3 separate regions of the Homo sapiens genome follow, and all the other regions are linked to region 1. A link is a loop called in an ENCODE intact Hi-C map of the cell type or tissue named here. Cell type or tissue: GM12878. All regions are shown on one strand.

What was found. A loop is a pair of places that touch in the nucleus more often than their neighbours do. Peaks named below come from ENCODE experiments on the same cell type or tissue, not always from the same donor. Only the 100,000 strongest peaks of a DNase experiment are listed, where the experiment ranks them.
Region 2: a loop joins it to region 1, with 6 times the contacts of the local background. A loop is called at or near these places in 36 of 110 quality-filtered maps.
Region 3: a loop joins it to region 1, with 3 times the contacts of the local background. A loop is called at or near these places in 5 of 110 quality-filtered maps.

Annotation. Positions count from the first base shown.
Region 1 is chr11:123,300,813-123,303,312 of GRCh38, forward strand. LOC124900305 (U8 small nucleolar RNA) reads left to right here and starts at 578; the gene lies at 578-711. RefSeq lists a silencer at 885-1,244. In GM12878, a CTCF peak has its summit at 975 (motif pointing right); DNase peaks (open chromatin) are centred at 699, 988, 1,400, 2,119 and 1 weaker place; H3K4me3 peaks cover 1,935 bases; H3K27ac peaks cover 1,490 bases.
Region 2 is chr11:123,356,782-123,359,281 of GRCh38, forward strand. It overlaps a transcript of GRAMD1B not described here. Among named protein-coding and RNA genes, the nearest start is that of MIR4493, 23 kb to the right of the region's middle. RefSeq lists an enhancer at 1,316-1,545 and a silencer at 1,746-1,855. In GM12878, a CTCF peak has its summit at 1,279; DNase peaks (open chromatin) are centred at 1,330 and 1,520; H3K4me3 peaks cover 1,745 bases; H3K27ac peaks cover 750 bases.
Region 3 is chr11:123,553,865-123,556,364 of GRCh38, forward strand. All of the region lies in intron 2 of GRAMD1B (GRAM domain containing 1B), which reads left to right. Among named protein-coding and RNA genes, the nearest start is that of SCN3B, 100 kb to the right of the region's middle. In GM12878, a CTCF peak has its summit at 1,226 (motif pointing left); no DNase peak of the experiment used is centred here.

The DNA of each region.
Region 1 (2,500 bases):
GCTAGGCAACTGTTACAGTAGGATAATAATTGGAAAGGAAGCCTAAATGCTAGCTTTCAGGAATGATGCCAGCAATTTTAAGGCAGTATAAGAAGTTTCAGTCTGATATGAGGGAGAGGGAGTTGTCTTGATTTGGAGAGATTTCTCCTCTCCCTTCTTCTTCACTCTAAAACCACAAGTCAATCTAGAAAAGTTGGTGGTGTGTAGTTTGGTAAATAAGTTCAGCCTTTGACATGAAGATTAACCTGGTTTGACATTGATTGATTGATTTGACATGCAGATGACCTGAGATTGGTGCTCCTGTCAGTCTTAAAAACAAACAAACAAAAATCCCTAAGCTTTGAACTTGACCTAGTTGTTTACCACATGTGTGATTCCAGGCTAGCTTCCTGTCTGTAAAATAAGGGTAATTGTAATGCTTCCCTTTCCTATTGCACAGAAATGTGACGATAACGTAAGCCATTCTACATTCTAACTATGTGTGTGTTGGGGAGGGAGGGGGGAGGGATCATGTCTGTTTTGCTTCCTTTATTTCCATATTGTTTGGAAGATGCTCATTAATACTTGACTTAATGAACTGTCAGGTGGGATAACCCTTCCCTGTTCCTCCGTTTGGAGGGCAGATAGAACATGATGACTGGAGATGCATGAAATGTGACTAATGTCTCTGTGTAATCAGGACTTGCAACACCCTGATTGCTCCTATCTGATTCTTTCTGAACAAAACAAAACAAAAGAAAAACTTGACTTAATGAATAAATGGTGGAGTTGGGTGATTTCCACATCATTGATGTCCAAGCTTTAGCGTGCATCAGGATCACCCGAGGGTCTTGTTCAGACTCGACTGCCAAGACCCACCTAGAGAGTTTTTGGTTCAGGAAGCCTGGGGTGAGGCCCAAGAACCTGCATCTAACGACTTCCCGGTGTGCTGTGGCGCAGCGGGCAGGGACGGAGGCGCCCAGGGGCAGGCGGCAGCACGGGAAGAGGCCAGCAGGTGGCGCGGTCGCCCAACCCGGCCGCCCCCCGGGCGCCGAGGGAAGCGGGTCAGGGGCGTCCCCACCTGCCCAAGCGCCGGCTCTCCCAGGCAGCAGGGGCGGCGGCGGCCTGGCTGGCTGCGCTGCAGAGCGGAGAGCAGGAGCGGCGTGGGAGGAATTCGGAGCACTTTCGCCGCCTGCCTCCTTTTACTGCTGGTTGCCCTCAAAGGAGCCCTCTCCCTCCACACGCCTTTGGGCCTTACCAGCCGCCGGAAGCGGCGGCATCCATCCCAGCAAAGCGTGCATTCCATCCTCTGGAAAAAAAGTCTTTGAGCTTCCTTTACAGTGACCTTACTTTGGGGACTGAACCGTTGCGACTAAGAAAACCCCTCCTCAAGTTTAATGGAACGATCACATGACACGTGGTTGACGAAGCCATTCCCTCCTTGCTACTTGCCTTGTGTGATACACTGTCACGGCCCGGGCTTCTGGCTTGGTGGAGGGGACACCACCGCGGCTCCGGCTGCGGACTTCGGGCTCCTCCCCTGAGCCAGGCGGAGAGCGCTGCCCGCTTTAGAGAACTGTTAGGCGGCTGCCGGGCGACAACGCGGGAAAAGTGCCTTACACAGCGTAAGGGCTCAATCCACATTAAGGAATTAGGCAGGAAAAAGTGTCAGTGAATAGCCAGTGACAGTCCCTTAGGGAAGAAATGAATTTGGGTTTAGCTGTCCAGTAGAACTCTGCTGTCTACACTATCCAGCACAGTGGTCCCTAGCCATAGGTGACCATTGAGCACGTGAAATATGGCAAGGGTGATCAGAGAATTGAATTTTAAATTGTATTTAATTTTCATTAAATTTAAAGTATTAAACCGCACAGGTTTAGCAAAACGCCTTGCTGAATTGTGAAAAGATGTCCCTTAAGCCTTAGGGCATGGCTGGCAACGGATAAGAGGTAGTTAAATCTCTCTGCCTAAAAAGATATAGGAATTTTAGGGGATGGGGCAATCTGACTAGCAAGGAATGGAAGAGAGGTTGGGGGGAAAGGGCCAGAGGCATTGCGAGGAGTTAGTGACTAAGCCAATCAGAAAGGAAGTCAGTAAAACCCCTCTGGTGGCAGAAATGACTCAAGGGGAATTTAAAAACTGGAATGCGTAATATTCAGTCTGAAGTCGTTTACTGAGCAGCAGAATGATGTTACTTCTGTCTGTTGCCCGTCCCTTCAGAAATGTCTGCTTAACACAGAGCCTGGAGGTGGCAGCAATTAGGGAGTGACGAGATGACAAGATGTGGGGGTGTCCAGTGGGGGTGATTCGTTCACGAAAGGTGAGAGCAAATTCTGGAGGGAACAGGAGAGAGAGAAAGAATTCAGCACAGGTAGGATCTAGGGACTGAGAGACTGCGGTGATATTGTCAGGAGGACGCCTTTTCCGCTGCAGAGGGGATAGAGATTTTTGAACCACTTTTAATTAAATCTTAAAGGTAACAGCAGCTCCAGCAAGTGGGAGGACTTGAACATCCAGGTCT
Region 2 (2,500 bases), 56 kb after region 1:
GATTCAGGGAGCTAGGAGGCCTGGAGATGATACAGGCCAACATTCTCATTTTCAGCCCCGGAGTTCAAATTCTTAGTCGGCAATCTGCTTCTCAAAGGCCACAATTTGACTAAGAACTCTTCTTGATTAATAGTATAACTGCAAGGGAGATTTCATTATTCTCTGAGTTACCTGAGTGCACATAATTGTGGAATAGGTTATCACGACTTCCCAAAAGAGTGTATGAGTGCATGGAAAATATTGGAAATCACCTAGTGCGAAGGAGCTGGAGAGAGGGTGCCCTGAGAAGCAGTTCCAGAGGAGTCCAGTGAATGCCCGAGGGAAGGGCATTTGGGAGGGAGAAGACTCTGCCAGAGATAATAACATCTTCTGGGAAAGGAAAATTAATGCTACCACCCCCTCGGCAGTCTTCCAGTGAGAAATATCTTTTGATTTATAAGCTGACACCACCAGGTAGTATTTTAGTGTAGGTGTGAGAAGCAAATGGGGGAAAATGTGTCTCTTTTGTGGGTAATATAAAAATATCTGTGTCAGAGAGTGGTTAGAATGACATGAAAGATGGAGAGGAGGATGGAAAATAATAAGTGGAAAATGGGGGTTTTATAAAGCAGATCTTGTTAGCTGGGTCTCTAGGAGAAAGCAATGAAGAAGGATTTCTCATTTCACCCTTTCAAGTTTTCAGAATGGTCGCCAACAAAATCAGCACTGTGGCACCTCTGGTGGTTTTCATTCTTCATGGTCTTCCTAGAAGAAGAGAGAGCTTAGAAGTGGTTCTGCTGAGAGTGGGGTGTGAACTTATAAATAAGCTGATCGCGTTTTCATCATGGGCTCAGGAAACCTCCCAGAGACATGGATGCCCTTGGCATAAATTATACTGACAACCCTACCTCCCGGGCCACCCAACACCCAGTCCCAGGTAAACGTGTTCTTTTCCAGGTTTGGGAACTTGGGTGCCCCCTGGCAGTGGGGTAACTCAAGTCTCTGCTTCCCTAGCTAGCTGTGTGATCCTGGGCAGCCAATGGACCTCTCTGAGCTTCAGTTTTCTCATCTGCAAAATGAGCGCTTTGAACCTGATGACTCCTCGGTGTCCTCCTGTTCTGCAGTGCCATGCTTTCAACACTGTCCAGTCCATTCCAGATGCTTCCCCATCGTGAAGATCCTCCGGGTCACCTATGCACTCCTGCTAATCTCTGCCATTTGCCTTCTTACACCCTTTCCATACCTTCCCGTGGAACACGGTAATCTGGTTTCCAGATGGGCTAATGTCTCCTCCTAGCTGCAAGGCAGCGGCGCTTCTGGCGTTGGTTTCCGCACTAAACTTGATGGTCTGATTTTAAAGGTTGATTTTAAAGAAACTGTCTGGTTGTATGTCCCCGAGTTACACTGCAGTGCTAAATGTTGGAGCGAGGCAATACCGGGAGAATCCAGGCTGCAGGCTTCACCCAGAGAGGGAGGGTGAGGGGAGGAGAGAGACGGAGAGAGGAGAGAGGGGGAATGAAAGGGGAGAGAGAGGGACCAAGACCGGCGAGCGGGAGACAGGAGCGGAAACCACAGAGGTAGAGTCAGGGCCGACACTGAAGAAACGTAGATGCACAGGGAGGGGCCAATATTAGTGTACAGAGAGAAAGAGGGAACACGGTGCGGTGACACCTAGCCTCGGAGACAGTGGGAGCTCCGAGCCCACGGAGAGCGGGGGAGTTCCGCTTCCTCCCGCCCCAGCGGCTCCCGCCCCGCCTGGGCGCAGCCGGCCGTCCCGGCTCCGAGGGTGCAGCGCGCCCGGGCGCAGCGCGAGTGCGTGGAGCCGGGCTCCAGCACGACCCCGCCGCTCGGGTTTGGGTGTCCTCAGGCTCCGCGCTCCTCCTCCCCTCCTCCAGATGGGACTGGCTCTCCTCTTTGCAAAGCCAGGCTCGCGGGGAGACGTGGTGAGCAGTAGCCAGCAGCTGGTGTGCCGTGGACGCCGCTGACCGCCGCGCGCCCGAACCGGGTGTCCACATGAGTGCCTCTCCCAGCAGATCCAGGTAAGAACTTCCTGACCTTCCTGAGCCCTAGGAGGAACACACATGGATGCCGAGTGATGGTGAGGGATCCGGGTGAAACTGGAGGCTGTGGAAACACTGGAGTGGGGGGTAGGGGTGCTGTTACATCGGAATTTTCTTAGTGAAACATCAAAGTTACCTGAGGGCCAGGTAAAGCTATTAACATGGATTATGGTTTGGCTGAGGTGTCCCTCACCTGAGAGTTTGTGTCCCCAGGAAACCACTGAGATAGATAGATTATCTCCTCCATGAATTTCTGGAGGTGGCGGAGCTGGCTTCCTTCTCCATTCAGTACTGGAGACGTGCACAGAACAGGTAGAGAGGACAGGGTTGGTTGAGCATGGAGATTGCCTCTCCTCCTCTCTATCTTGCTGGCAAAAGTTTGAACTGGAAGCACTGGCTTCCCTTGTTCTGGGCAGTGCTGCCATCTCCCTACCTGGCTGCCCCATCAGTCTTACGCCTAT
Region 3 (2,500 bases), 250 kb after region 1:
CCAACTCGTTTATAATTCAAGGACTGAGTTAGAAGATCTTTAATGACCCCTCCCATTAAAAAAACTTTGGTCAGATGTTGACCTCTTTGGCTAACAATCTAGCTTTCTTCCTCTTCCAAACTTCCTGACAGACTGTCTATATACCCTCTGTTTCCTTGACCCTCTTTCACTCTCAGGGCAGCCAGTTGTTTGGGGCAGCACTGCAGAATCTTGGAGACAAATCCTGGTTTCTCTGTTTACTCTGTATGTGATCTGGGAAAATTCTTCAGTCACTGAGATGCCTCAGTTTCCTCTTCCATAAAGTAGGGTCAGTGGATAAAAGGAAGGAATACATATTAAATGTATAAAATCCCTGCCTGGCTCATAGTATACTTTGAATGCTTTTAACCATTTTATTGGAGGAATAACTTGAGGAAGGGATGATGTCCTACTCATCTGAGTTTCTTTTTGCTCATCCATATAGTAGTGTATCAGTGAGGGTCCCATAAGACAGAAACCACACCAATAATTTGAACAGGGAAAATTTAATATTAAGAATCATTGGCTGGGTGCAGTGGCTCATGCATATAATTCCAGCACTTTGGGCCGCCAAGGTGGGAGGATCGCTTGAGCCCAGGAGTTTCAGAGCAGCCTGGGCAACATAGGGAGACCCCATCTTTACAAAAAAAAAAAAAAAAAAAAGAAAGAAAGAAACAAAATGCCGGACATGGTGGTGTGTGCCTGTAGCCCCAGCTATTCCGGAGGCTGAGGTGGGAGGATTGCTTGAGCCCAGAAGGTTGAGGTTGCAGTGAGCCGAGATTGTGCCACTGCACTCCAGCCAGGGCAACAGAGGGAGACCCTGTCTCAAGAAGGAAAGATAAAAGAATCATTAACAAGTAAAAACATGGAAAGGTCTCTGAAGAATGGAGGTATAACAGATGCCTCTTGTTATAACAGATGTAGGGAGCAGCTCCTAGGATTGAGCCACTCACTCACTGAAGGACAAACTTCTAAGAAGGCTCCCTGCACTTCCTCCAAACCCAAGGCTAAAATTCAGAACTTATTGGAGAGGGTGTGGCCATTGCCCAGTGTATGGCACAGAGGCTCTAGAGGTTCTGGGGACTGGGGCACATAAGCTGGAAACTGCCCATTAGGGTATCAGTGAAACTCATTGGGAGGCTGGTGACTTCTGCAGAAAAGCACCAGAACAAAAAAGGGCAGCCCCTTCTAGTGTCTCTCTAGCGCCCTCTACTGACAAGATATAACATTGTGCCAGCCGGCAAAGAAGAAACGTTGACAGGGCACAGCTCCAGCATCACAAGGCAGGGAAAAGAAGGGTGGATTTGCAGCTGAGGGGCAATACATGGATACGTAGCCTGAGTAGGAACAACGGAACTTACCTTGAAGGGTTGTTTTGAGGGTTAAATGCAATATTATACAAGCACCTTTTGCCTTGTAGATGTTTATTTATGGAAGTAGCATGGTATGGTGAAAAGATGGATTTTATTTTATTATAATTTTTTGAGACAGAGTCTCACTCTGTCACCGAGGCTGGGGTGCAATGGTGCGATCTTGGCTCACTGCAACCTCTGCCTCCTGGGTTCAAGCAACTCTCCTGCCTCAGCCTCCCAAGTAGCTGGGATTACAGATGCCTGCCACCACACCTGGCTAATTTTTTGTATCTTCAGTAGAGATGGGGTTTCACCATGTTGGCCAGGCTGGTCTGAACTCCTGATCTCAGGTGATGCACCTGCCTCAGCCTTCCAAAGTGCTGGGATTACAGATGTGAGCCACTGTGCCCAGTGGAAAAGATGGATTTTTAGAAATAACTGTAGGATCATGGGTACTTAAAGTACAGGCTCCTGATACTCAGTTTTCTCATCAGTTTGATAAAATACTTTTTTTTTTAAAACGGAGTTTTGCTCTTCTTACTCAGCTGGAGCACAATGGCACGATCTCGGCTCACCACAATCTCCATCTCCTGGGTTCCAGTGACTTTCCTGCCTCAGCCCCCTGAGTAGCTGGGATTATAGGCGCCCACCACCACGCCTGGCTAATTTTTGTATTTTTAGTAGAGACAGGGTTTCACCATGTTGCCGAGCCTGGTCTTGAACTCCTGACCTCAGGTGATCCACCTGCCTCGGCCTCCCAAAGTGCTGGGATTACAGGCATGAGCCACTGCGCCTGGCCTTAAATAAATTTTATAAAAGGATAAAAGGCATAAAAGCACCCCTGTGCCTGCAATGGTGAATTCTCAGTAACTTGTCGATCCCTGTTTCTCTTCTTCTTTGTATCCCACACACTCAGAAATCTCCTAAATGACTATGCTTCAGAAAAGCACTCGTGATTTGGATGATAGTTTTAAAACAATGAGATTCGCTTTTGCCTATCATTCTCCATGATTCAACAAATTCAGATTTATGTAAACTGTTTGGAGTGCTACTCTGTAAAAGTTTTTAAATTTTATTTTATTAGTATGCAGGTGGGATTCAGAGACGTAAGATCTTAGCCTTTATTTTCA